7 separate regions of the Homo sapiens genome follow, and regions 1, 2, 3, 4, 6 and 7 are each linked to region 5. Evidence: chromatin loops called from intact Hi-C (ENCODE). Cell type or tissue: heart left ventricle. All regions are shown on one strand.

Evidence for each region. Peaks named below come from ENCODE experiments on the same cell type or tissue, not always from the same donor. Only the 100,000 strongest peaks of a DNase experiment are listed, where the experiment ranks them.
Region 1: it touches region 5 in a loop (10-fold over the local background); 47 of 110 quality-filtered maps call a loop at or near these places.
Region 2: a loop joins it to region 5, with 4 times the contacts of the local background. A loop is called at or near these places in 19 of 110 quality-filtered maps.
Region 3: a loop joins it to region 5, with 9 times the contacts of the local background. A loop is called at or near these places in 8 of 110 quality-filtered maps.
Region 4: it touches region 5 in a loop (13-fold over the local background); 9 of 110 quality-filtered maps call a loop at or near these places.
Region 6: a loop joins it to region 5, with 10 times the contacts of the local background. A loop is called at or near these places in 24 of 110 quality-filtered maps.
Region 7: a loop joins it to region 5, with 9 times the contacts of the local background. A loop is called at or near these places in 19 of 110 quality-filtered maps.

The regions. Positions count from the first base shown.
Region 1 is chr15:25,506,690-25,510,689 of GRCh38, forward strand. It overlaps LINC02250 (long intergenic non-protein coding RNA 2250), which reads right to left. Exons shown (of 5, transcript NR_187215.1): 3 at 1,370-1,517. Among named protein-coding and RNA genes, the nearest start is that of UBE3A, 70 kb to the left of the region's middle. In heart left ventricle, a CTCF peak has its summit at 1,904 (motif pointing right); a DNase peak (open chromatin) is centred at 649.
Region 2 is chr15:25,932,312-25,936,311 of GRCh38, forward strand. All of the region lies in intron 1 of LINC02346 (long intergenic non-protein coding RNA 2346), which reads left to right. Among named protein-coding and RNA genes, the nearest start is that of LINC02346, 32 kb to the left of the region's middle. In heart left ventricle, CTCF peaks have their summits at 1,804 and 2,005; a DNase peak (open chromatin) is centred at 1,800; H3K4me3 peaks cover 327 bases.
Region 3 is chr15:25,691,858-25,695,857 of GRCh38, forward strand. It overlaps ATP10A (ATPase phospholipid transporting 10A (putative)), which reads right to left. Exons shown (of 21, transcript NM_024490.4): 14 at 2,962-3,289. Among named protein-coding and RNA genes, the nearest start is that of LINC02250, 120 kb to the left of the region's middle. RefSeq lists an enhancer at 3,323-3,823. In heart left ventricle, CTCF peaks have their summits at 440 and 2,219 (motif pointing right); a DNase peak (open chromatin) is centred at 2,231.
Region 4 is chr15:26,292,665-26,296,664 of GRCh38, forward strand. No RefSeq gene overlaps it. Among named protein-coding and RNA genes, the nearest start is that of LINC02248, 100 kb to the right of the region's middle. In heart left ventricle, a CTCF peak has its summit at 1,535 (motif pointing right); a DNase peak (open chromatin) is centred at 1,637.
Region 5 is chr15:26,863,273-26,867,272 of GRCh38, forward strand. It overlaps GABRA5 (gamma-aminobutyric acid type A receptor subunit alpha5), which reads left to right and starts at 3,790. Exons shown (of 11, transcript NM_000810.4): 1 at 3,790-3,839. In heart left ventricle, CTCF peaks have their summits at 1,648 (motif pointing left) and 3,762; a DNase peak (open chromatin) is centred at 3,812; H3K27me3 peaks cover 1,331 bases.
Region 6 is chr15:26,177,633-26,181,632 of GRCh38, forward strand. No RefSeq gene overlaps it. Among named protein-coding and RNA genes, the nearest start is that of LINC00929, 64 kb to the left of the region's middle. RefSeq lists an enhancer at 1-111. In heart left ventricle, a CTCF peak has its summit at 2,453 (motif pointing right); no DNase peak of the experiment used is centred here.
Region 7 is chr15:25,945,485-25,949,484 of GRCh38, forward strand. The region is part of intron 1 of LINC02346 (long intergenic non-protein coding RNA 2346); the gene reads left to right. Among named protein-coding and RNA genes, the nearest start is that of LINC02346, 45 kb to the left of the region's middle. In heart left ventricle, no CTCF peak of the experiment used is centred here; no DNase peak of the experiment used is centred here; H3K27me3 peaks cover 642 bases.

The sequences.
Region 1 (4,000 bases), 1.4 Mb before region 5:
GTCTAATGGTAGAGATACGACATCAGTGTAACATAATAGATACTTATTAATCAGTTGCTGTTATTCCAAACACAACATTGCTTTGTTATACTATATGTAGTCGCTTCTTCTGTATGTCTATAAATCAAATATATTTCCTTGCATCCTGAGAGGTAACAACCTAGATAAATACTTTATTTATTTATAATCCATCCACCTATTCATCTATCCAACACATATTTGGTGATTTTGATTACATTCCAGGTGCCTTTGCTAAGGATGGAAGGACATACAAAGATGTGAAAATCCAGGCACAGGCTCTTCCTCCGAGGTGGCTCAGTCTAGCAGGGGGAGACCCTCTCTGTACATAACTCTGAGGAAAGTGCGCTGGAAGAGCAGGGGTTTAGCAGAGAATGTGTTCTCACGGCAGGGGGTCACAGAAGTATTGATGAGTGAGCAGGACTTGGAAAGGGCAGATGGGCTGGTAGTAAGGACATTGCAGATGAGCAAAGGGACACTCCTGGGGAGTCTTGAGTGTGGGGGGGACTTGAGGATGTTCATGGAGGGGAAAAGCTGGGCAAGGCTGAAGAGTAGGGCAGGGCAGGGCACGGAGGGCTTGGCCCCTGGATTGGCAGCTAAGACTGAATTCAGTAGGCAGTGGGGCCATCAAAGCTTCGAGAGCTGGGGAAAGCCATGACATGGGTTTAGTGGGAAACACATATTACTTAAAGTCAGGCAGATCCTGGCTGGAATCCTGGCTCCATCTTTTTAGCTGTGTCTGCTTGGTCAGTTGCTCTCAGCCTGAGTTCCCATGTCAGTCACCTGAAGGAAATGGGCCTGCTTTGTGGTCTCATTTAGAGGTCTTGCTCAATCATGTGTGTAGAGTGCCCATGGGGCCTGGCCAGTGAGTCCTCCGAGGCACCTCAGGCTGAACCACGGGTGGCAATAGAAATGGTATGAAAAGATGGACAGCTCTCAGAGACAAGGAAGAATGACTAGAACTCGGAACCTGACAGGAGGTGTCCTTGTCCGGTGAGGGGGCTGCAGAGTGAGATGTGACCATTCTGGGCTACCTTCCCGGCAGTTCCCTGCCCAGGCATGTGGTCGCTGTGGGGCCCTGAGCCTGGGACAGTCCTTTTTTGGGGTCAGGCTTTTCTTTGGGTTATTCCTTTCAAGCCATAGTAAAACCTAGTAGTCTCTGTTTTCACACAAGTTTCTGACATCTGATGCCAGATTTACAACCTGAAGTGGCCAAAGATTTTAGGTTTTCCTTGGGGCTTAAATCAATGGTGTTGCTTGGCTTCCTCCTGTGCAGTAGGTTGGCCAAGAAAACCACCCTTTGTTCTGTCTTGAAGGGAAGGCATGCTGCTGTGTGGCTCTTGACATTTACCTTATCCCGGAGCTGAGCTTTGTCTATGGCTGTGCAGGTGGGGCGGGAATGGGAAAGACAGTCCTCTGGCACGCTTTCCACATTTGGATGGAAGACCCAGCTTCAGCTTCAAACACTTTTATTCCTGATGGCATTGTTTACAAACATGCTAGAAAAACAGAATTAGGGAACAAAATTATCTCATGATTGCTGAACTATGATGAGATTGATGCTTTTAAGCACTTCCCCTAGGGAAACCAGGCAGGAATCTTTCAAGGGGAAAATGTATCATAAGGGAAGACAATTAAAAGTTAAAACTGGCTAATGAAACTGATAAAGGGAGAATTGTTTTAATTATCGATGCTCGTCTTAAATAAATTGTATGATTTCCCAGAATAACACATCCATCATCATCAAGTATGAGGACATGACCCGATCCTGGGGTCTCACAAGGGGCTTTTGGGTGTCTCTGAGAGGACCATGATGAAGACTCAATGACATTCATGCTTCTGAACCCTGAATCCACTTCAAGATGCCATGTAAATGCTGTGCATCTTCACCAGCAGATGTCACTGTTTACATATAAAATGCAAACAGCCCCCAAAGCTTCCCCCCACCCCCACCTTTATTCTAAAGCAACACACACTTGTCCATGTTTTTTCATAAAGCCTTATTTATCATGTGGTCATTTTTGTTCTGGAAAATAATGATATTGTTTATCCCTTTAAATAGCTGTACATGTAAAGGGAACTGGTTTATGAGAGATACCCATTTCACATACTAAGCTATGCAATGACACCTCTTTTAAAAGATAATTGTTGAACACTTACTATTTGCCTGAAACCAGCTTCCCATGATGAAAGGTATCCAAAAACAGCTAAAGAGCTGTCCTTCTTTAAGGGTCTTAAAACCTCTTTTGAGAGATGACAAATAATAAAGCAACTTACAATGTTGGAAGTTAAATACTAAAACTAAAAATGAGTGTCATATTGTTTCAGGGAGATGAAGGTCTGTGGGGGCTGGAGCAGATGGAAGGCTTTAGGGAAGGAAGCCCCAAGATAATGAGGGTGAATTCATCTGGTTGAGAGTGGAAAGGTACTGTGGGTTTTTGGTTTTTTTTGTTTGTTTGTTTTGCTTTATGTGTTTTGGGGTACTTTTGCTGAGAGAATAAAGAGCAATTATGTTTGGAGGATCTATTTGTTGGAGTCATGAAGAGCAAAATGGAGGAGGACAATGTTATTACAAAATCCAGCTGCGAGAACAGCGACTCCTGCAATGGTAACTAGAAATAAGATCAGATTGGGAGGCATAAGGAAGGAAGACAAGACCGCCATGCCAGCTTATTGACAGGTACAGTCACTATGTCTTCTTGTCTTCTCAGTCCAAAATCAAAATACAAGCATTGACACATGGTCAGACACTAAAACAGAAGGTTTGAAATCAGGGCTGTTTCCAGAAACTCCAGGACATATGGATGCTGCAAATATACGGAGGAGAGAGTGACTCTCATGAACATGTAGGGTATCAATGGTGCTGCCACTGAGAGAAATGGAAGACCTGGGGAGGAAGGTTGGCTTGGACAGAAAGATGTTTTTAGTCTGATCCATGTGGTTGAAACTGATGTGGGCCACAGCATGATCTAGCAAGGCTGGAAGCTATTCAGGAGCCACTGACCTAGAAGTGGAAACGACAATAGGGAGGGGAGAGAGAAGGGCCAGGGTGTAGTCGTCAAGGTTTGTGTTTTAAGGAGCCAGCTCATTTTATTAAATTGCATACATCAATAAGTAATATCCAGGAAAGAAGAGAACTAGAAACCTCTCCCTGGTGTGGTGTACTATTAAGCATGCAAGTTTCTGCTGACTTTGCATCCTCTCTGCCTTCACATCATGGGAATTCGTGACCAGAAGCCTTCAGCCTGCACCCCTCCACCCATCCCAGGGTTTCACCATAATTACTCGGGACTCTCAAACATCTGTGCATCAATCAGCTGCCCATCATACTTGCTCACCCCTTCCAGTCTCTGGGAAAGCAACTTATTATCCAATGTGGAAGGTCTTGTTCTTGATAAGGTTCACTTTTTGAATCCTATGAGGGAGGGAGGGAAACGTGGCTGGAAGTTCAAAGCAGCCAGAGCCATTTCCAAAACACATTCTCCTTCATTTTCCGCTGACTCACTGTGGGATCTTGACAAACTCCTAACTAGAGCTGTGCCTTAGTTTGCTCAACTATAGAATCGGAAAAATGACGCATTCTTCTTAGAGTTACCTCTCAGATTGTGCTTCTGATGCATGTCAAGCCCAGTGGGGGCACACCGTTAGTAATGAGACATCTTAGCACCAATATGTGCTTTTCACATTGGGCAGGTGTCAGGAGAGGCCTGGGGTCATAGGACCAGACTGCAAACAACACAATCCCAGAATAAATCCTATTAATTTGGCATAATTGATGAAAATGAAGATTAGATATTTGACCAGAGATGAGAAATTCATGGGCATGAATGCTGCAGCTCTGATTACTTTGCATGTGAATGTGTGGTAAGAGGCAACATTTCTTTTGTTTAAAACCCTGTGCACCTAATTCACATTCAGAGAAAGGTTGTAGAATCATTCAGGCTCATTGAAAACAAGGAACCAGGATGCCAGCAAGGCCAAT
Region 2 (4,000 bases), 930 kb before region 5:
AACAGAAATGATCTTTTGTCTTTTTCATGTATAAATTTGGCTGTGACCCACAGAAGTATGAAGATATGGTTTCCACACCAATGTTAGGCCTTCTCAAGGAGCTTAGAGTGTGTCGGTGGAGAGGGAGAAGCCCAACGGGAGATCTTATTCCACCTCTGCACGTCTTCAGGACCCCTGTGGAAACATGTGATCTCTAACAGTCTCTCTGGGGCTCTGCCCACCCCCAGCAGTGTCACCTCACATCACCGCACAATAAGAACTTTCTCATCATGAACATAGCTTTCTCTGGAGAAGCTGGGAAGTGCTTAACTATGCCAGAAGCTGGACAATTCAGGTAGAAGTGTAAATGTTGGCCTAACCTTCAAAGGACAGAAATAGCTTTCTTTGAAAGTTCTCAAAGGTGTTTCAGAACTCTGGAAAATTTTAAATCTTAAAATAACACTACAATTGTCCATTTGTCTTGGGGATGCCTGTGCGGAGTGAGAGTGAATCCCTAAATTTGACTTTCCGTCTCTCCTCCACTGCAGGATGTGGTTGGGCTTTTTCGTCCTTGGGCTGCCAAAACTGAAAAGCACCTTGCTCCACTCCAGAGGAATGTGTTCAGTGTCCTTTATAGAACCCACTTGTTTCCTGGCCTGGAAGGGGGATTGTCCCGGTGCACAGCCGGGCTGTCACATGTGTGACGTGTTAGCTGTCCCCCTCCCAAACATTAGCAAAGCATAGTACTGCGAAAGCAAATGTGGCTCCCAGGGCACCGCTCACAGGCTGTCACCAAAGCTTATGATCCCCGAGCTGACTGGGAATGGGGAATGTCAGGGAATACACAGTCTCCGCCCCCTTCTCCTTCAACTCTCACCCTTGGGCACATCACTCACGTCTCCTAAATCATCCCATGGTTTAGGAGTCAGGCAGTGATACACATGCTCTGAGCAGATTCTCAGGTGCTCTTAAAAGCTGCCAATGCTAATATTGCCCTGGAAAACAATGATGAGTATTTTAGAGCGACCCACTCACTGGGTGAATGCATTGAGTCAGCCCATCCCCCTGCCTTCACTGACTGCACTGCGGTGGGGTGGGTGGTGGTGTCTGTCCCTCTCTCTCTGCCTTCACTCCTAACTGACAGCTCCTGCCACCCTGATGCTCAGGTTTCATCATCCCATATACTCTGGGTCTTGTTCCGACTCTACAAAGAAAAGGTGCCACGAGGACTGTGACAGAGTATGACTATAATTCGGTAGAGGTCTCATCTCAACTCCTTGTTTTACATACCATGTGTTAACTGAGGCCACATGGAGAGGGTAATGTGAAGTGTTACCTGAAGGACGGTGGCAGAGCTCTGTGCACTGGCTGCCCCGAGGGGGCAGAAAGGAAGGGAGGGAGGGAGGAAAACAGTAGGGAAGAAGGAAGCCACTCTCTGCCCGCCCCCTGCCCCATCTCAGGCCCTAGCCCTCTGCCAGGAGCGTCTCCTGAGGCTGAAAGTGCCCCCTCCCGCTCTCAGACTCTGCGCTGCCATCTGCCTTGCTTCTCTCGGTACCACTTCCCCTGCTCTCTTTTGAATCGGATTCTCTCCTTCAAACTCCAGCTGATCCAGCCCGCACATGCCAGGCCCGTATGTAGATTCGTCTGTTGCCACCGTCCTCCAAGCCCTAGGGAGGGGTTGAGCTCCGTGGAAGGCCTCTGATGGGAGGGACACGACTCGGAGGCTGAGCAGCACAGGACACCGTGGTAAACTGGGATTCTTCTTTGCCTTTCTCAGGGAGGCAAAAGGTGCAGAGGCCTGCAGTGTGCTGTGAGCGACAGTGCCAGCTAGTGGCGCACGACTTACATCGCTAGCTACAGGGTTTCTTTTCTTTTTCTTTCTTTCTTTTTTTTTTTTTTTTTTGAGGCAGTCTCACTTTGTCGCCCAGTGGCACAATCTCAGCTCACTGCAACCTCTGCTGCCCAGGTTCAAGCAATTCTCATCGGTCAGGCTCCCGAGTAGCTGGAATTACAGGCATGCTCCACCACACCCAGCTAATTTTTGTGTTTTTAGTAGAGAAGGGGTTTCACCATATTGGCCAGGTTGGTCTTGAACTCCTGACCTCAAGTGATCCGCCTGCCTCGGCCTCCGAAAGTGTTGGGATTACAGGCGTGAGCCACTGTACCCGGCCCAGCGTTTCTTGACAACAGGGAATTGGGAGGATGCAGTCAGGCCTGGCCTTTAGTGGGTTGTAGAACTCCCTCTAGGGGTAAATGCTCAATAAAAATGGCTTAGCCTGGCCAGGTGTGGCGGCTCATGTCTGTAATCCCAGCACTTTGGGAGGCCAAGGTGGGCGGATCACGAGGTCAGGAGATCGAGACCATCCTGGCTAACATGGTGAAACCCCGTCTCTACTAAAAAATACGAAAAACAAAATTAGCCGGGTGTGGTGGAGGGGGTCTGTAGTCCCAGCTACTCGGGAGGCTGAGGCAGGAGAATGGCGTGAACCCGAGAGGCGGAGCTTGCAGTAAGCCGAGATCACACCACTGCACTCACTCCAGCCTGGGCAATAGTGGAGCGAGACTCCGTCTCAAAAAAAAAAAAAAAAAAAAAAAAGCCTTAGCCTGAAGAACACTGCCTTGCTTTCCATTTGGATTCTTTTCCTGTAGTTTGAATAAAGACGTAAGTTTTATAAAAATGTCTAGCCTTATTTTATGCATGTGCCCTGAGAAAGGTCTTAGACTCATTTACTGAAAGATGAAAGCAGCTATGTTTCTGAAATGAAGTCACTCTTCAATCACTTACTGCCTAGCAGGCAGCCACTGCCAAGTCCATTTTCCTGTTTTTATTGGAAAAAATATCATATCCCTTCCTTTAAATTTGTTTTTGATTCAAAAAAAATGGTTCTGAGATGTTAGAACATGCATGCTATGTGTCAAAATCTAATATTCACCAAAATCTAATAGTCATCAAACACTAGAAGCATTTAAGAAGAGGGCCGGGCATGGTGGCTCATGCCTGTAATCCTGGCACTTTGGGAGGCTGAGGCGGGTGGATTTCCTGACCTCAGGAGTTCGAGACCACCCAGGGCAACAGGGTGAAACCCTGTCTCTACTAAAAATACAAAAAAATTAACCAGGTGTGATGCCGTGTGCCTGTAGTCCCAACTACTTGAGAGGCTGAGGCAGGAGAATCGCTTGAGCCCCAGTGGCAAAGGTTGGAGTGAGCCAAGATCATGCCACTGCACTCCAGCTTGGGCCACAGAGTGAGACTCTGTCTCAAAAAAAAAAAAAGAAAAGAAAGAAAGAAAGAAAGAAAGAAAGAAAGAAAGAAAGAAAGAAAGAAAGGAAGGAAGGAAGGAAGGAAGGAAGGAAGGAAGGAAGGAAGGAAGGAAGAAAGAAAGAAAGAAAGAAAGGCTAAGTGCTGATTGGCTGCATGGAGGTGAATGGGCTTCCTTGCGATTAATGAGGCACAGCAGAAATGGAAGACGGGGAGGGCTTGAGGATGCTGTCCCAGGACAGTCCAAGGGACACAGCAGGGGAAAGAGATGTCCGGGCAGCAAGAGACGGAGAGCAAAGCTTGGGCCCTGACAGCATGGACCTACTTCTTTGAATCCCAGAAGGCAAAGTGCATACCCAGCCTACTGTGAGCTCATCCTCATCCCTGCCACTCAATTCACAGTTCTAAGAGTTGATACAGAAAATTAATTATATTTCATATATTCAATAGGTTAGACACAAACATTTCCTAATTAACTTTATTTCTAATAACATTACACCCCCTGCCAAAGCAATATTCTTATCTGAGGCCAGAGTTTGCAGTGGGAAGATGTAGAAAAGGAGAATGGGATCTATCCTGGTCTGGGAATTCTGTAAGAGTCTAGGAAGGCAGATGGAGCATGTGATAGCCTGATGACACGACAATTTGTCACAGACTCCTGAAGAAACCGCTAGCATTCTAAATGCGCAACTCATGGGCGTCATGATTTCATTTCTCTTAAAACCTGTGACTTTCCTGCGAACAATTTCTTTTCATAAGAAT
Region 3 (4,000 bases), 1.2 Mb before region 5:
TAGATTTTCTTGGGAGTCCCCGCTGAACTCAGTCCTGTGAAAGCGTCCTGGGGAAGATGGGGGAAAAAGGAGTAGAGCATCCACCCTGGGAGAATAGAGTTAAGCATTCAGAATAAGCTAGCGACACCAGGAGATGTTTCGGAAAGCGGGCTGGAGCTGAGCCACCTGGTACATGGCGCCTGCTCTGCAGTGCCGCTCTTACACCAGTAAAACCCTCATCCTGCTGTCTGGCACAAGGAAAGATGCTATCATCATCTTCATCATCATTAGTTACTGAGCCACTCCAGCCAAGCAGCCAAGGCTACTCCCAGCCACACTTCCCGGGCAGTTTCTAAACTAAGGGAAGGAGGTTAAATTCAGCCCAGCACGTTGTGGAGCTCTTTTTTTTGCATATGGATTGCCACAGTATTAGCCATTGTGCTCACTTTGGGGCCCTCTAGGGGTGCAATAAAGGAGAACTTCTCTTCATTCTGTCAATTTGTTGATAGAAAATGTTTAGGAACACAGAGCATGGTCAGATATCTGGACACCTTCGGGGAAAGGACAGCAGAGTCATAAAGTTGTTATCACTCCGTGACGGTCACCATTCTTGGAACTGGGCAGCAGAAGAGCCCAAATCAGGGCATACATCCCAAGTTGCACAAATGAGAAAAGGTGCAGATACACAAAGTTAGAATGACTTGTAGTGTGACTACAGGATGTCTCTTCCCTGTGATTTTCCTGTTCTTTATAATGTTGAGACCAATATTAACTGATCAGTTAATATATATCAAATTGGAATTCTCTGAAGCAATAAAAATCTGTACAGCTTTCCCCAGAATGTCCCATTTAAAATGAGATACGGTAAAACATGAGATATGGTATGCAACGATGCTCTCTACATTATAAACCACTGGGCACTAGGAGTAGGTCACATTGATGCTTTAACGCATTCTTTCTTTCTTTCTTTTTCTTTTGAGACAGGGTCTCACTCTGTCACCCAGGCTAGGTGGGAGTGCAGTGGCATGATCATGGCTCACTGCAGCCTCAACCTCCTGGGCTCAAGTGATCCTCCCACTTCAGCCTCCTGAGTAGGTAGGACTACAGGTACATGCCACCACACCCAGCCAGGTTTTGCATTTTTAGTACAGATGGGGTTTCGCCCACCATGTTGCCCCAGCAGTTTTTTTTTTCTTTTTTTGAGACAGGGTCTCTCACTCTATTGCCTAGGCTGGAGTGTAGTGGTGTGATCACGGTTCACTGCAGCCTTGACCTCCTGGGCTCAGGTGAGCCTCCCACCTCAGCCTCTCAAGTAGCTGAGACTGCAGGTGTGTGCCACCACACACAGCTAATTTTTTTTATTTTTTGTAGAGATGGGGACTCACTATGTTGCCCAGGCTGGTCTCAAACTCCCGGGCTCAAGTGATCTTCCTGCCTTGGCCTCCCAAACTGTTGAGATGACTGGTGTGAACCACGTGCCCAGCCATGTGCTGATGTTCTTATGGGTCATTACTTTCCCGTTTTCTTTTGAGATTCCATTCTGTGTTTCCTTTTCTTTTTAATCTGCCAAGGATTTCCTTCCACTTCTTCAGGAATACCAGACACCAGTGGCTACGCGGCTGAGGCAGGCACTGGCCAGGCCAGGGAAACATCATTCACGTCTTACTGTGTACTGTGGCCTTTCAGGGCTGACGTTGTCCTCGTGCTCCCAGGGAAGGACGCTGACGCTCAGAGGAGGAGGCTGGGACAGGGGTGGTGCAGGTCAGCCTGAAGACCGTTTCCAGCTCCTCAGGGAAACCTGAGGGCCACCCCAGGCACATGAAGGCAAAGATGGCCTCAGGACAGGCCATGGCTGTTAGGTTCCCCGGGCCTCCTGAACACGTGCCCTGTGCCCACTCTCCTTAGCGGTTACTGGCCTCAGGGTGTGTAGGGCAGGGTCCCCATGACGACCGTGTTCAGGCCAGTGCTCGCTCTCCTCACTGCCACTGTAACCCAGGCTCAACAGCGGTCTCCTCTGGCCAGGTGAGGTGCCCACTGTGAACAGGCAGCAATCTCCATGTCAACAAGCAGGGGCTGTCACAGACCTTTTGCAGAAAATACTGCCAACACTGGCTGATTGATTGGCGAGGGTACTTGATTTCTGATCCAGTTCTCACCTAGGAGTAGATTCTATTTACAGGGAGGCCCAATTGTTGGCATGTGGGGGTCACGGCCACTGCTTCCTTCCTGGCCCTCACCAGGAGGTGGTGCTGCTGAGCCCCTGAACCTGTGCTAGAGACTCTGCCTGCACTAGAAGTGGGCAGAGAGGATGTCCTGGAAGGAGGCGAGTGGCCACCATCCCCTCCCTGGAGAGGAGCAGACAGGGCTCTCCAGGCCAACAGTGTCTGCCAGGAAAAACCACCATGAGAAACACAGTCCTTAAATAACTGGTGTAAAACTGAGCAGTGATGCGTATCTGATGATGGACTTATTTACTCAGAAGCCTGTCCCAGAACCATCAGCACAGCTGACAGGAGGCAGTGGGAATTCTGGTCACCAAGCCTCTGGGCCCTTAGGGCGTTACAAAGCCTTGGACACCCGGAGGCTCATGGTGACCAGAAGCAGCTGCAAAGGACCTTCTAAGTTGGCCTGGGCTAAGGCTGAGTGTGTAGTGCCCTCTGCTGTGGCCAGGACAGACTGGGACAGGCAGGTCTCTTGTGTGCTGTCTCCTGAGAAACAGGGTAAGCTCCATCTTGTTGCCGTAAAGCAGCACCGGATTACTGACCTTGCAGCATGAACCTGTAACTCTGCTACTCTCTTTTGTGGCTTTCCAATGTAAACTTTACCTTCGGAACATGTTGCCTGCTCTATCACACTGGGTGTGATTTTACACACAGAAAGAAAGGTGAGGAAGTGTTTTCCCATCTCGTGGTGTAGCATGGAAGGGTAGAGGAAGTTTGGGTCCAGCTGGGAGGAGGCCGTCTGGCCAGCTGGGATACTTGCCTATGGCCAGGGTCATGGCCTTGAGCTTGCTCCGCACCAGCTTCACCACCATGCTCTTCTGCAGAGGCGTCGACCGACAGCAGAGGACGGAGCGGCACTGCTTGGCAAGGAAGAGGAATTTGTCCTCCAGGTTTTTCTCGAGAGCGTAGGCCAGGCTTCTCCCATCGATCACGAGGCTGGGTCTGCGGCCAGAGGCAGTGGACGTGGAGGGTGGGCAGAGAGAGGAGAACCTCATGCTCACTTTGCCCTTGGTCTTCTCAGGGGCTCTCTGGAGGCCTCTGGACTGCACGTAGCATAGGCACTGGTCTAGCAGGGCTGCACACGCCTCCTGAAAGGGACATGAGAGGACAGCGCAGTTCCCTCAGAGTCATGCCACAAACATCCCCGCCCTGGCTCAACACCTCTGGAGCTGACATCCTTCCGGGCTCCAGGCTGCAGTACCCGCCTGCCCAGAGGCCACCCTCCAGAAACTGTGAAGTTCAGCCGGAGAGGATGACTTTCCCCAGAGAAGAGACTGAATTGGTGGCCAGGCACCGTGGGTGGCTCACTCCTGTAATCCCAGCACTTTGGGAGGCCGAGGCGGGTGGATCACGAGGTCAGGAGATCAAGACCATCCTGGCTAACACGGTGAAACCCCGTCTCTACTAAAAATACAAAAAAATTAGCCAGGCGTGGTGGTGGGTGCCTGTAGTCCCAGCTACTCGGGAGGCTGAGGCAGGAGAATGGCATGAACCTGGGAGGCGGAGCTTGCAGTGAGCCAAGATCATGCCACTGCACTCCAGCCTAGGCGACAGAGCGAGACTCTGTCTCAAAAAAAAGAGACTGAACTGGTCTAGGTTTCTCTAAGATCTTACTTGATCACCCATGATACAGTGCAGAGGTTGGAATGGACCATCTTCACTTTGGGAGGCCATACTGTATTATTGTGAAATTGCTGGATAGTTAGACTGAAGGCCCTCCATGTACTTCTTGATAGTTCTCAGAGGCCCTTACCTAACCCCCCAAGGACTAACTGCAGGACACAAAGCTCTGCAAAAGG
Region 4 (4,000 bases), 570 kb before region 5:
GATCAAAACTCTCAGAATGAACTTTAGGAAAAGCAAACTTGATGGTATGGACCAAGTGTTTGTGTCCTCCTCCCCTCCCCACCAAATTCAAACACTGAAATCCTAACCCCCAAAGTAATGTACTAGCAGGTGGGGGCATTGGGAGGTGATGAGGTCACAAGGGTGGAGCCCTCATGAATGGGATTAGTGCCTTTATAACAGGGGCCTCAGGGAGGCCACCAGCCCTCTCCAGCATGTGAGGACACAGCAAGGTGCTGTCTATGAATCAGGAAATCAGGAAATGCACCCTCACCAGACACCAGTCTGCTTGTTGCTTTATCTTGGGGTGCCAGTCTCCAGAACTGTGAGAAATAAGTTCTGCCATTTATAAACCACCCAGTCTGAGATATTAGAGCAGCCTAAATGGACTAAAACACTGATCATGTCATTCCTCTGCTTGAAATCCTGCAAAGAACCCCGTTATCAATAAGCACCCCAGTCTGTCTCCTGCCTGTGTTCTAAGCAACTCTCCTGCCAATCGATGCCCACGCTCTTCTGTAGTATTTTATGCTCTGCTAATTCTGTTGTCTCTGTACTTGTCCAAATGCATGATACCTACCTTCCCTCTCTACATAGAAAGTCCCGGCAGAACTCATACAACTTACCAACGTTTTATTCATCTTGCAAGACCTCTGTCCGACTTCACACTGCTCCTGTTTTCTTTATACATTGTTCTATGTGTGTTTCTTTATACATTGTTCTGCGATTTGGTTTACATGTTCTGTTCTCCTGCCCCCATCAAGTATGTGGCCTGGAGGGTAAGGAACGTGTTAAATTTACCTTTGTGTCTCTGCTGACTTTGACTGTCTGGCATAGAGGAGACACAGAGTCTATCTTTGAGGGACTGAACCTAACCATCAGGCATGCAGAGTGCTGCAGAGGGCCATTGAGGCACAGGAGGCAATGGTGTTGTAACAGGAACCCATGACAGCTGGCAGTCCCAAGGGGAGCTTAGGGAGGGATGTTGACGAGACCCTGAGATATGGGGGCAGCCTGACTTCTGCTGCATCTTCCTGGATGGTGCCACTGGAGTGGAGGGTGGGATGTTACACAGAATCCCATTTGGGTCCCAAATAAGGCCCAGTTCTTTCTTATAACCACATCTCAAGTTTCCAGGACAGTGAGGGTCCAGTGGCTGTGGCTGGGGATGTGGGTGGGAAACAGATGCACCGGGCAGATGGTACTTGGGGAGCTCTGAATCAAGCACTGCACAATTCACCCAGGATGGCCATGCTGGGTGAAGTCGCCACCTGGGAAGGTCCTGCCACAGACTCAGGACTTGGCTTCCCAGAATAACTCAAGGGTAAGCAGACAGCTGTGGGAACACAAAAAGCCAGCAACATTACAGGGTCTCTGGAACACAGGGCAAATCTCTCTGAGACCATTTGTTGAAACGGGAAAATAGACTTTTTGACCTGTGGCCAGAGGAGACTCAGGAGCAGGCTGCTGGCAGCACAAAACCATGCATGCCAGAGGGCTGCTGGCTCTCCCTGCACCAGCTGGGGGTGCCCTGGGCTCTGCAGACACTGTCTCCACCCTGGTGAATCCCTCCCTCTGTGGCATTCTCTCCCGACTCCTACTGACTCCTGCAGGCAGCGGCCAGCACACTGGAGAGGGTGTGAAGAGCAGGCGACAGGCAAGGCAGTAGGTTTAAAGGATGCTTCCAGAGACAGTGCTTGGAGCTGTGGGCTTGACAGCCATGTGGACAAGGTAAAGGCTGCAGGTTTCAATGTGCAGCCAGACAGCTTTACAAAGGGCCTGTGGTTGTTTCAATCTGAAATCATTCAATGTTGCTTCTTCCTCTGTGTTGTTTTGTGGCACCAAATAACCATGACCAGGTCCTGAGAAAGACAGCTGGAGTTCAGGGTGTTTTGAAACAACACGGGCAGGCCCAGAAACACCTGGCCCCAAAAGCCTGTGCTGATAGAGCAAGTTGTCAAAAACAAATGCCAATTCAAAGGTAGTTATATGTGTATTTCTTCTTTATGATTGTAAACTTGCCCGAAGACAGGTATTCTATTTTCTTCTGACCTTTCTCCTTCCCTGTGGACCCCACACTTTCCCAGCCCCTTGAGACTTGCCCCGGAGGCAGGTGTGTGTTGTCTGCTGTGCTCCTTTGGGTTTTTCTTTGGGTCCCTGTCATCCCTGCACTTTCACTTACTCCACTTATTCCAAGTAGTTCTCCCAGCAAATAACACTCAGCATCCTTTATTGATGACCCGCTTTCTTCCAAGCACCCTCCTAGGCACTGGGGAGCCACAGCAGCATAAAAGCTCCCGTTGCCACTGAGCAGGGATGAGCCTCAAGAAGGAAAATTTCCCCCAGTATCAGGTGCTATAGGACTACGGGAGTTCAGTGAAATGTGTGCTTGTTGGTTTGAGATTCTAAAGTATAAGAAAAATTGCCTGGAGGCTCTGCTGTCAGCATCTTTGCAAATGACAAGGAACAGACCAAGCAAGACTGAAGGACAAAAGATCCAGGTTAGTTACAGGGCATTTAAATCGCATTTAAATACCTGCTTATTGTTGGTCCTGCAGTACACCAGGGAAGGAGGAACTTGGTCAATTTCCCCCTCCTCCTCCTTTAATTACAATTCCGTTCTGATACATTGGATCAGTTGTTTTTGTTTGCTACTTTTGAAAGGCGAAAAATAGATTTTCCAACAGGCGCAGCCACAGGGCTTGGTGCAGGTGAGTGCTCTACAGTGCTCATTTTGTAGCAGCTCTGCAGAACTGATTAAAAACAGGGAAGCGAGTAGAGTAGATAAATTACTGCAGAGGCTCAGGTTTCTCCAGAGTGGATCAGGCTGATTTCAGTTGCCAAGGAGCAATGTGTCTGTAGCTTGGTGTGTTCTGTTTTGTAGGCTCTGTGCCAATTGCTTCTGCATCATGAGCCCATCCCTTCTGCTATCTTCATTGCATTGGAGAAGGATCTATCTCAGAAGCCTTGGTATTATTGATTATCCAGCAAGATACAGCTGTAGGAAGAGCAAATTGCGAGAAACCTATTTGTGAAATTCATTTTCCTATACTCTAAGACATGGGCACATCAAAAGGGAAGAAAGCAATCATTTAAAGAGAAATTCCCCTGGCAAGGCCTCCCTGGTTCCTTACAGGCTAGAAGTCAAAGAGACCTAGTGGGATTCATCAGCATGTTAGCTAAGCTTGCATGGCCTCAGATCTGGCTTCTCTAAAAAGCAGAACTTAATCCTGCTTTCCTGGAAGACTCTGTTTAAATAACAAAAGTTCAGGAAAAAGAAGTTCCTGGCATGTCTTAGGTACACATTTTATCTCCTGTCTCTCTATAATTTCCAGCACTTTCTACTCTTATGAATTTGCAATTAAAGCCTGTGTCTGATAAGCCAAAATCCCAGTTGAATTTGCTGCTTGTTTTAAAGTGGCCTTTGATAACATTCACTTGTGTCATTTTACTGTCCTTGAGTGGTGACCAGTTTCTGGGGCTGGGGTGAGGAAGTGTGTGTTTTCCCACTGTCTCCCAAATTCTTCTGCTTCTGCTGCTGTTTGAGTCTTTGGAACTGGGCCACTCCTGAGCAGTTATAACTGTGCATGACTTGAAGACATTCATCTCAGCTCTTGTTTCTCTTCTGGCTTCCCTAGTGAAAAAATAAAGCTGGACCCCGTTGTGGGTGAGATGATGCGGGCCCTCTGATGACAGCAGTGCATTTGGAGGAAAGGCCAGGGGTAGTTTAACAGTGATGACAATGAGGCCTGAAAGTGTGTATTAACCCTTTTTATCCTCGGCAATGGAAACAGAGGAAGAGTTGTCCAGAAAAGATAAAGGGATATTCAGCAAAGCCCACTGAAAGTAGGCAGGTGGCATTCCTCCAATCTTGGGGAACATAACCTCAGTATAAAAGTTGAAAGAGACTTGGCAAGATCCATGGTTGCCAGTGGAGTGTTTTAGGAAAAAGCTGTAGCATGGGGGAAGTTTTGGGAATGTG
Region 5 (4,000 bases):
TTATTGTAAGTTGCATGCACTACACTGTACATGAAATGGTATTATGTTAATTAAAGTTAGACTGTAGGCCGGGCATGGTGGCTCGCGCCTGTAATCCCAACACTTTGGGAGGCCGAGGTGGGAGGATCCCTTGAACCCAGGAGTTCAAGACAAGCCTGGGCAACATAGTGAGACTTGGTCTCTACTAAAAATTCAAAAATTAGCTGGGTGTGATGGTGCATGCCCATAGTTCCAACTAGTTGAGAGGTTAAGATGGGAGGATCACTTGAGAACAGGAGTTCGAGGTTGCAGTGAGCTGAGATTTTACCACTACATTCCAATCTGGGCAAGAGAGCAAGACTCTGTCGCAAAAAAAAAAAAAAAAAAAAAGAAAAGAAAAGAGAAAAAAGATAGGTTATGATGAGTTAAAGATGCCTGCTGTAAACCCTAGAGCCATCACAAAATAAAATGAAATATGGCAAAATAGAGATATGATAAATAAAACACTAAAGAAGATAAAATAGATACAATGAAATTAGAAAAAAATTTAGTATCATTTTAAAAGCCCCATATGCCTCTATTTTCCTAGTTACATAAAGGAGGCAAAGTGTGAAAAAGAATAGACCATGTTCTTCTAAGGACCCATGTCAGGTGTCAGTAGAATGGAGGTGATGCAGGAGGGTGGGAACGGATGCCCCATGTTTTTAAAGCTGTGGGGTGTCTTCTCTTTTTATTTTTTTAAATCCAGAAATGTAGATCTGTTCATTCATCCATTCATTGATGTAAAATCTGGTTTCTGAGGTGTTCAGCTTGATGACTGATACATGTATACTTCACCACCACAATCACATGCACTCACATTTCCATCACCTCGCAGAGCTGCCCTCTTTTGTGTGTGTGATGAGAACCCATAAGATCTACCCTCTTAGCAAGTGTGAAGTATATATCGCAGTGTTGTTAGCTGTAGTCACAATGTTGTATAGTAGATCCCCAGAACTTATTCATCTTGCATAACTGAAATTTTGTACCCTTTGACCCACATCTCCCCGTCTCTCCTTCTCCCAGCCCGTGGCAACCACTATATACCCAGTAACCCCCTTTCTGGGGATATAGTCAAAGGAAATAAAATCAGTATCTGAAAGAGAGATCTGAACTGTCATGTTCATTTTGGCATTTTTTACAATAGCCAAATAATGGAACAACCTAAGCATCTGCCAATGGATAAATGAATAAAGAAACTGTGAGATACGTACACACACACACGCACACACACACACACACACACGTATATGTATAACATACATATACGACAGTATATTATTTAGCCCTAACAAAGAAGGAAATCCTGCCATTTTTGACCACATGGATGAACCTGGAGAACATGCTTGGTGAAATAAGCCAAGCACAGAAAGACAAATAGCACATGATCTCACTTATACCATGGCACTGTGTTCATGTCTCAGCCACATTTACCACACCCAACCACGCAAACACAGCCACTGTCTCAGTTCCTGCCCCTGACCGGGGTACAGGGTGGGTGCTCTGTGAACACGTGTTCTACTCATGGCCCAGCTTCCCCACCTTCAGCTATTTTAGGCTCTGACACTGGAAATGAAATTCTTATGAAGCCCGGGCCAAGGCTGAGGTTGTGTGGAACTAGGGTGCCCTCTACTGTCTTCCACAACGATCACGACATTGCTTAATTTCATTCAATGAAGAGAAAATGCTAATGAAACAAATGGGAATTCAACGGATAGCCTATTATTTCTCAGCACAAATACAGAATTCTATAGTAAAACAAAAATCATTGAAATGGTAGTAAGCACTCTTCTAGCAATGTGAGTTTCTGTAAGGTTCTGATGGGCCTTACGATTTCACTGTCCCCTCAGGGCAGTCCATCTAAAGTGAGGCTATGTTATGTTACATAAACACTAGGAGGAGAGAGAGTGGCATACCGTTTCATTACAGGGAAGAGAAAAGAATTTAAGCAACATGCTGAAATACAATGTTAAAGAATGACTCTAACTTAAAATGATTTTTATATATTCAATAATATGTGTTGTGTGGACATAAAGCTGATAGAAAGTGTACCAAAAAAAGTGGAAGTTTTAAACATAATCCATCAAAAGAACATATTTCCTTACAGCTGACATTTCTTTTATTATTAAGAATTAATGTCTATAACCCTCGCTAATACAAAAATCATCCCTTGTTTATATACATTTATTTTTGCAAACTCACACCGAATGACTTTGTGTGACAAGCTGTGAAGTTTAAAATTTACCAATTCTTCCAACTCTTTGATTTGCATTATGCTGTTTAATCCTGAGAGAAGAGCAGCTGTCGCTGGTATTAGGTGTTAGAATTCCAACACCTAATAGGTGAAAATTATATTAGGCTGATCATAAAACCATGTTGTTAACTTTTTAAAATTTAATGTCTCCCAAGGAATTTCACCCTAGTGGTACATCTTTTGGGAAATTAGAAAATGAAGAAATGCATACGTTCAGTGATCCATTTTAGAATTAGAAAATTCAAATTAGCATCTTATTTCATTCATATTTCCTGAAGAACCACTGGAAACAGTTATTTAATAGTGTGGCTAAATGTATATTCAGAGAAACACTTCCTGTATATTTGCACATTTATGTATATTTATGTCCTATTCCTGGAATAGATTTACAAGTTTTGTTTTTCAGAAAATTTCAGAATTTCTGGAATGTGCAGAAGTATTAACAGGTAACTTAGATTTGGAATACACTGTATTAGAGATAACTGGAAAAATGAGAGGCTTCCTACACTGGAAGGTCAAAGATCTTTCCTGGAGGGGAGTTAGGAATTTGCCTTTACTTACCATTATTCTGTTAAAAGAGATTATGAATAATGCAGTTTCACAAAAGGAATGGGACAATGGTGTAAGTAAACCTCCCCATCACGTTTTCAGTGGCTTTCCTTTGAGTCTTGAACGTTTTCCACTGGGTGTTATAGTCGAGAGTCCCCCACCTCCTGAGGAAGCAAGACCTGGCAAACCCAAGACGATGCGCTCTTACTTGTGTTGTTTGAAGGGGCCCTGCTGCCGCGCAGTTGTCATTAATGCCACCCTCACCTCCCAGGAACTGCACCACTAGGACGGACGACACACCGACGTAATGACCATAGTAAGACCCCATGTACGTGGCTAATGAGGCAGTGACCCGACGTGGCTCGGAAGCCCTGCTGGGGAGATCCCGCCCCGTCACCCCAGAGGCGCTCTCCGACCTGCAGCCCCCAGGGCTCCTGGCCCTTTCCCGTTTGCCACTGCGGCTTGTTGTCAAGAAATGGAACTTCAGAAAACCCCCAGATATACACTGCGTTAGGTAAGGATTTCATTCTAATCGAGTCCAATGTGACCCTGGCTTTCCCTCCCGTAGTTATGCATTCCTGTCTATGAGTGAGATGAAAAGAATGTCCACAGGCCAGCTTCTTTCAGAAGCGCCTAAGAGATGCGCATGTAAGGGGTGCCATGGAGCACCCGGGAAGGACCCAGGCCTGGGCAGGGAGGCGTTGGGGCCGGCTCTAGGGAGCAAAGCTGTCGGAGTCCAGGCCTCTATCACCCGACTGCTGACACTGCCCTCCCATCCCTGCTCTACAAGCGGGCGGTGGTGACTACACGAGGCGCCGAAGATGCTGTTGAGGGCCCTGGAGAAACTTCAGCAGAACAGGGCCTCTCCCCTTGCAGGCCGAGCCGGGGGCCCTGCGCCCTCCCCCTCCGCCCAGCTCGGCCAAGGGCGCATTTGCTGAGCGTCTGGCGGCCTCTACCGGAGCACCTCTGCAGAGGGCCGATCCTCCAGCCCAGAGACGACATGTGGCGCTCGGGCGAGGTGAGAGCGGGCGCGAGTGCGCCGGGGGCGCTGGGGGGCTCTGCGGCGGGCGGCGCGCGGCCCGGGGCGCGGCGCGGAGCGGAGCTGCAGGGCGGCGGCGGGAGCGCGGGGCGCAAGAGCCGCTCCGCCGGGAGTGCCGGGGAAGTTCGCGCTGGCAGCAT
Region 6 (4,000 bases), 690 kb before region 5:
GAAATATTAAGACTTCACTTAATAAATAAAATATAAGAGGGTTAAAAAGCATGATGTTCAGATATCATCACCTCCAGACTCCCATCAGTTAAAACAGCGTTCTCAGAAAACACGTTTCCCAGTGTTGTGTATAAAACTTAAGTCCCAGTCAAGAGGATTTCATAGGCCCACCTGCCACAGAGTGAGCAACACTCTGACACTTATCTTTTCAGCCATTTTTTTCCTTTTCCTTTTCATCCTCTGGCTGTTAGTGAACCACGTCTTCAAAATATTTCCTTGACCTCTCCCATTCTCTCTATGCAGCTGGGTGTGCCACATGCACTGGCAATCCCTGAAACAAAAGCCACTGGCTGAGGGTAGAGGTGGAGCCTCCCCCGGCTCCTGAGCTCACAGCGCCAGCACCTAGCGCTGCACCTGTTTCTGAAACAGGAGGGGTTCAGTAGCTGGGTACAGCAATGAACATGATGGCTAAAGCTGTTCTCATGGCAATTTTGCTGCTATTATGTCAAAAATGAGTTTCAGGGAATCTAGGTGAAAAACAGAACACTGTGCATTTTTGTCTTCCTTTTAAAATTAATTTAATTGACAAATACTAATTGTATCTATTTTGATCTATGTATACATTTTAAAAATATTCAGTCAAACTAATTAAGATATCACCTCACCACCTTACAATGGATTACGTACAGCGTTAAAAGGGAAGGAAATTCTGTCATTCGTGGCAACAGGGATAGAACTGGAGGCATTATTTTAAGTGAAAAGAGCCAGGCAAAGAAAAACAAATACTATATAATCTCACTTAAATACGCAATCTGAAAAGACTCAACTCATGGAAGCGGAGAGTAGAAAGGTGATTACCATAGGCTGGGGGGACGGAGGGGGATGAGAAGAGATGCTGACCCGAGTGTACAAAGCTCCAGTTAGACTGGACGAGTAAGCATTAGTAATCTATTGCTTTGCATGGTGACCACAGTTAATAGTAATGTATCGTATATTTCAAAATTGCTAACAGAATAGATTTTTCCCATGGCACGCTTTTTTCTTCCTCTAGCCAACTCGGGAACACTGGCCCTCTCCTGCGGCTGCCGCCCTTTGGAAACACTCAGGGAGAGGCATAGGTCAGGCAAGGCAAACGAGGGAACGGCTGCTGGCTGCTTCTGGGGAGAGTCTTCCCCAGCCTGGCTTTCGGAGGAGCCCCCCTCCTGGATCGCTGGCTGCCTGCCCTCTCCCCTGGTGCTGACTGCTCCTGTCTGTTCTCACGTGCAAGCGGTGTGTTAGGGATACAGTCCATGAGGTCCTCCCCTGCGATGCCAGAGCTGGACTTGGAAATCTCTGCATCCCAAGCCCATGCTCGAGCACACGACTTGTCATAGTTTGTAAGGCTTGGCCATGTATTTATAGCCTTTCCTCCCCGAAAACAAACCCCAGCTGATGATCCATGCTAATCATTTCAAGCAGAGAGGGCCTACCGAGGTGGTCTCCATGGCAATGATGTGCGCTTGGGTCTCCTAGGAGACAATTACTCGTGTGACATACTTCAGATTCGCTTTACTGCCCAAAATGTGAAGCGATTTTCCTTTACACACTGAGCCATGCTCAGAATGTGTAAGTTAAAATTTAATCATTTCTAACCATAGTTTTATTCCTGTGGTTTAAAAAGGTGAGATATTCCAAAGGGGAAAAAGAGGCCTAAAAGGTAAGGAAACGGCACACAGCTTCTTGAATTGCATTATAAATTACCTGACAGGGGTAGTTATGAGGCTGACAGAACACATTGGAACTCATCTATGTTGTGTTTTAGGGAAGGTTTGGTCCAGTGGATGGGGTTCTCTGTTGACATTTGATATTTATTTCAATTTAATCTGGAATAATTTATAACACATAACTTTGGCTGGAGCTGGGTTTAAAAACACATGGAACTTCGTGCATGGCACAGGTCCACACCATGCATGGCACAGGTCCACTCCATGCATGCATTACACAGATTCACATAATGCGTTGCACGGGTTCACTCCATGCATTGCACAGATTCACATCAGCACTGCACAGTTTCACTTCATGCATCACACAGATTCATGTAGTGCATTGTGCAGGTTCACTGCATGCATGGCACAGGTTCGCATCATGCATGGGACAGGTCCATGGACTGACTCATCACCAAAGTTGCTGTTTACCCAATATCACAGCTGGGCCAGACCACATAAATATGTGCTTGTGGCCAAAACATTTTATTTGTCTTAAAGCTCAGAAACCTGCCAAGCTCACAGATACAGGCTTTGAGGGTGACATCCCATGTTCTTGTGAGGCGTCAGTGCTGAAATACCTGAAACACAAAGGTGGGACAGTCCTGGGGAAGTGGAGCAGGTCAAGGCATTGTATGATCACACCTTACCTAACTTTCACAAAAAAAGAACTGGTTAATCTCAGGCTCATCCACAAGAGGGCTGCCTGTTATTATTCCTTGCTACAAAACCACCCAGTGGTGCCTGAGAGAGACAGGGAGCAGGCGAGCTGGGGCAGACACAGGGTGCGCAGCAGCCTGGGGGCGATGTCTCTCCTCCTGTTTGAGTCAGCACAACCCAGGACATGTATTTGAGTACCCATGGAGGACCAGAGGATCTGCAAGCGCATGGAGTGGCTGGACCCTGCCTTCCCAGAGGTCGTAGTCAAATCAGAGGAACAAACATAAGCCACACCTGTCTTAAAATGGGGCGCCGCTATTCAGAGGTGCGTTCTAAGTATTTGGGGAGCTCAGGGAAGGGAATGACTGATTTTGTCTTGAGAAAAGTTGAGGGTAACATGGAGTTGATAAAGGAAGAAGGATGAGGGAAGGCCTCAAAGAAAGGGTTGTCTTTGAACTCACCAAGGAGGAACAAGTTTCAGAGTCCAGGAAGATGGTGACAAGAATTGAGTTCAGGTGTAGCAAACACCCAGCAGTGCCAAATGCCTGGCATGAGAAATTGAATACCAAGATGTCCGAAATCCAGGCTGCACTACAGATTTCATGCTGTTCTCCTTATGTGACATTGTAACTTTTATATTCTGTCTCTCAGACCAGAGCCCCAGAGAGGAGGGCTTTTGTTTCAATTGTTTCTAATTGCAACATAAAACATGTTCAAATTTGTTGATTAAAAAATGAAATATTTGTTATTGGGGGAAATGGGAAAATGTTGGTCAAGGGGCACAAATTTCAGTTAGCAAGATGAATACAACCTGGAAGCCTAATGCACAGCAAAGTGACTATGGTTAATGATACCTTACTGTATACTTCAAATTTGCTAAGAGGACAGATCTTAAGCTTCTCACCCAAAAAGAAAAAAGGTAACTATGTGAGATGATGGATATGTTAATTAACATGTTTGTGGTGATTATTTCACAATGTATCTGTACATCAAATGATCAAATTGTATACCTTAAATATATACAGTTGTCAAATATACTTCAATAAAAATAAAAGTAAATCAAAACATAATTACAATATCATTATCACACACCTAAACAAATTTCCTTGATTAGTGTTTAATATTTTTTTTCTGTTGCATCGATCAGGGAACATTCGAACACAAGACCTGGATCAAATTACTTTGTCCTTTGCCTTAAAATTTCTATTATATTTCATCACAAATTAGCATGACACAGTGTGTGCTGAAGTCTGCTCAAGTTCATGACAGATTTTCTTGTTTTATAAATACTTTCTTTCACTTATCTCCTTATATACCAGTATTTCTCTTACCGGTATGACTGATATGAACTTTTTTTTATCAAATGGCCTTCACTGATGGAACAGATATCTGGATGGGTTCTTTTTTATTACCGCATAAAGTTGGAGTATGGCATCATCCAGGTACTTAGAAATGAATACAAATACAGCATTTTGAAATTCCTAAAAAAGAAAAAGAAAATGGATATAAAGTTTCAGTCATGCAAGATGTGTAAGTCCTAGAGAACTACTGTACAGCATAGTGCAGATAGTTAACACTTGAAAATATGTTCAGAGGAT
Region 7 (4,000 bases), 920 kb before region 5:
CTTCTGCACAGGTGAGGGGAGATGCTGGTCGGTCCCAGGAGCAGCTGTGGCCTGCAGTTTCTATATCCCCAAGGTGGTGGGAGGGCCTGAGAGGGAATGGGCCTGAAGGAGCTGGAGGCCAGGCCCAGGGATCCTGCAGGCTTGTCCCACGTGATGGGACACCTGGCCTGGCATAGCCCTGTGTGAGCAGTGGGCGGAGGGCAGGGCAGTTCTCAAAATCAGAGACTGAACCTCCTTCCTGTCAGTAGAGATTGGGACGTCTATTCATTTTGTGGAAAATACTTAGAGAAAAATTAAAGGATGGCAGGCTCTGTCATGAGTGTCCCACCTGTGCTGCTGCACAGAGCTCAGCCCTCAGAGGGTTCCTGCTGTGTTCAATCCTCTCCTGTTGGTGTCTTAAATTTCACAATGACTTTCGCAAAGTGTCTCTGCGTTTCCACTTTGCACAGGCCCTGTAGATCCTGCAGCCGGGTCTGCTGGCTTGCTATTTCTTGCATAGTTGAGTCTGGTTTCAGGCAACGCTTGGCACCTGGCAACTATGTATTGACCACGACTGTGGCTCCTGCACAGGCCCTTTGCTGACAGTCTCTTTGGCCTTCCCACTCTGCGGGGAAACTGAGGCTGAGAGTGGGGAAGGCTTGACCAGTGAGGCCCACTCCTCCATGGTGACCCGAAAGCTCGTTCTCTCCTTGCAGAGCTGAGCCTGAGCATCCTCACATTTGCCTGCATTTGTTCCAGGGCCTTTCCCTGGGAGTTTCCAAGCTCCAGGTGGGCAGGAGGCCATGGGCGGGGCCTTTCTGCACAAACGTCTTTTCTTTTTAGTGTCTGCCCTTAAAGGGAGGCGGCTAACAATCTCCGCTCCTCACCTCCTCACCAGATCCCCGGCTCCATGCTGTCGCTTCCTGGGAGAGGCTCAGGCCAGGACACAGAACCCACACCCCACGGCCCGGACCGCGCAGAGCGTCCCCTCCACATAGGAGCGCCCCTTCTAGGAGGGCTGCCGCCCTCCTGCCCAAGCCCTCCAAGACAGGAAGGAAGCAGAACCTACAGAGGATCAGACAACAGGCTCAGGACAGGAAGTGCCGGGTCGGATGCTTCCTCCAGCCCGTGTATCCTGAGACCAGTGCCATGTGGGGCCGCCAGAGTCCTGCCTGGTGCCCAGCACTCCTCTTCCTGGAAACGCATCCCTGTTTAGCGTAGCAAAAATGGGGAGCTAGTAAACCTCGTGTCATGGGCTATGAATGGAGACATAAAACACTGAAAATTCTACTACTGCGAAAGTGAAACAGTCTTGCTCCAAATATGGCCTTGACTAAATTAATTATTAAAATATAAAGGGAAACAACTTCCTTTCACATACTTGGTTGAGAAAGCAACTAAAAAATTTATTTCTTCTCCCATGAGAAACACTACCTTTTAAGATAAAATTTATTTTCTGTATATTTGCATTAAGAGAAAATATGAAAATATTTAATTGACATTTTTTATTAAAAGACTATCAGCATTGAAAGACAAATTTCACAGGAAAAGCATTGAATCATTAAGTTTTGTAGTCACAAAGGTAAGTATAATTTGCTTAATGCTGCCCTCAGTTTACAATGGGTCTTTAGTATTTTCTAAGCTATAATGTGAGTTTGCCAAAATATAGCATTGGTTTGCTACATAGAATTTGCTCAGTGATAAAACACAAAGGAGTTACTTATGTTAAAATGTAAATAATAAATTTATGCAAAATTTCTGAAAGTATACATTGTAAAGACAATAAATCTTTCCATTAAATTAGTGGGAAAGGAGCTCAAAACCCAGCCGGGTGATTCATTATTTTAATGACTTCCTGCTTTATTGCAAAACCTCTCTGTTCATTCGGTGTTGGCAGTTTGAGCCCCTGTTAAGGATTTAGGCTCACAATGGAGCTTCTATAAATTTCCAGATCTCTGTCATGCTGGCATGTAGGTCATTCTCCTTTTGGAATGATGAGGAGGCTGGAAAGCGGTTGCTCCAAGGGAAGGGGGAATTTTTCAAACCCGAGCTGTCCAAGCTCAGCATGAATTGGAGTGGGCTGCTGACTCAGGGGCTAACAGAGGCAGCCAGGAAACATGCAAATGTGCAATCCCTTCTGCCAGGTCTGTCCCAGCAGGTGTCACTAAAAGGCAGCCCTGTGTGCTTCTGTCACTGTGGCAGCCTTGACAAGGAAGGTGGAAGGGAAAAGAGACCCAGTGCTGAACTCCAAGCAGAGATGGGGCTTTTCTCTCTGCATTTTTCCCCTCCCCTCCCAGCCTGCATTTCCAATAACATATTGATTTACATTTGTATTATGAAACAAAAATGGTTGTAAGCAGCTGTTCTTTCCTTTTACACACAATGCTAGCTCCTATTTACATTCCTAACTGAACAATGTCTAAAGAGGTACTTAAACTGACATGAATCACAGATGATCTTATGACCAAATGCTTAGTGCAAAAAAACACTTCAAATTGCAAGAGGAGTCCCTCTAAATATAGAAAGGACCAGTATTTTAAGAGATATGTTAACTAAAATGTGGCGATGTAAGGAGTAGAGCAGGAAGAACCTTTAGGTCCAAAACTTACAAGTCAATTTCATAGTTTCCATGGTCCTCCCTCTGGCATCTGTTTTCTGTACAATGGAGGTAACAATAGTAGCTATTCCAGAGCAGGAAAAGGCTTAGAGCAGTGCTAGAATACTGTCGTGGCTATATAAAGTTTAGCCATTTGTGTATCATAACAAATCTACAGTGTATTTTTTTATTGGTAGTCAATAATAGATTTCTTTTGGAGAAGTAGCAGCCTCCTGTCTGGGGACACCTGCAGTTCCCACTAAGTGAACACTGGTGTCTGCTAACTTTTGCCCCTATTTCTGTCAATAATTACTGTCAAGCTGTTCCTTGATTTAGCAATTTTATTTACTTTCTTTTTTTTTCTTTCCCTTTTCCTGAGACAGAGTCCCGCTCTGTCGCCCAGTATGGAGTGCAGCAGCGCCATCACAGCTCACTGCCACCTTGACCCCCGGGCCCTCGGGCTCAAGCAATCCTCCTACATCAGCCTTCAGAGTATCTGGGATACCCGTGCGGCCCACTATGCCTGGTTAATCTTTGTGGTTTTCGTTTTGTTTTTCCATTCCGGGTCTTGACTGGGAGTGTTGGCTCACGCCTGCAATCCCAGCACTTTGGGAGGCTGAGGCAGGCGGAGCACGGAGACCAGCCCAAACAGTATAGAGAAACCCCATCTCCACCAAAAAAAAATAAAATAAAAATACAAAATTAGCCGGGCATGGTGGCTCACGCCTGGAATCCCAGCCACTTGGGAGGCTGAGGCACGAGGATCACTTAAACCCGGGAGGCAGAGGTTGTGGCGAGCTGAGATCGTGCCACTGCAACAAGAGATCCAGCCTGGGCGACAACAGTGAAACTCTGTCTCAAAAATAAATAAATAAATGAAAAGAAACAGACCAGGTTTCACCAAGTTGCCCAGGCCAGTCTGAAACTCCCAAGCTCAAGCGATCCGCCATTCTCGGCTGTCCAAAGTCCTGGGATTACACTGTGAAGGTTAATTTTATATGCCAACTTGACTAGGCCACAGGGTGCTCAGATTAAACATAGTTTCTGGGTGTGTTTGTGAGTGTTTCCAGATGACATTAGCTTTTGAGTCAGTGAATTCAGTAACATAGATGGCCCCATGGAGATGGGCATCATCCAACTTGGTGAGGGCTTGAGTAGAACAAAAGGAGGAAGGGGGAATTTGCCCCCTTTCTTTCTACCTCTTTGGGTGTGCTGGGACATCCCATCTTATCTTCTCCTCCCCTGGGACTGGGATGTACACCATCAGCTCTCCTGGTTCTCAGGCCTTCTGACTTGGACAGAATTAAATCACCAGTTTTCCTGAGTCTTCCAGCTTCCAGATGGCAGCTTCTTTGCCTTCATAATCATGTAAGCCAGGACCCCATAATAAATCTCTTTTTAAGAAAATGTGGCACATATACACAA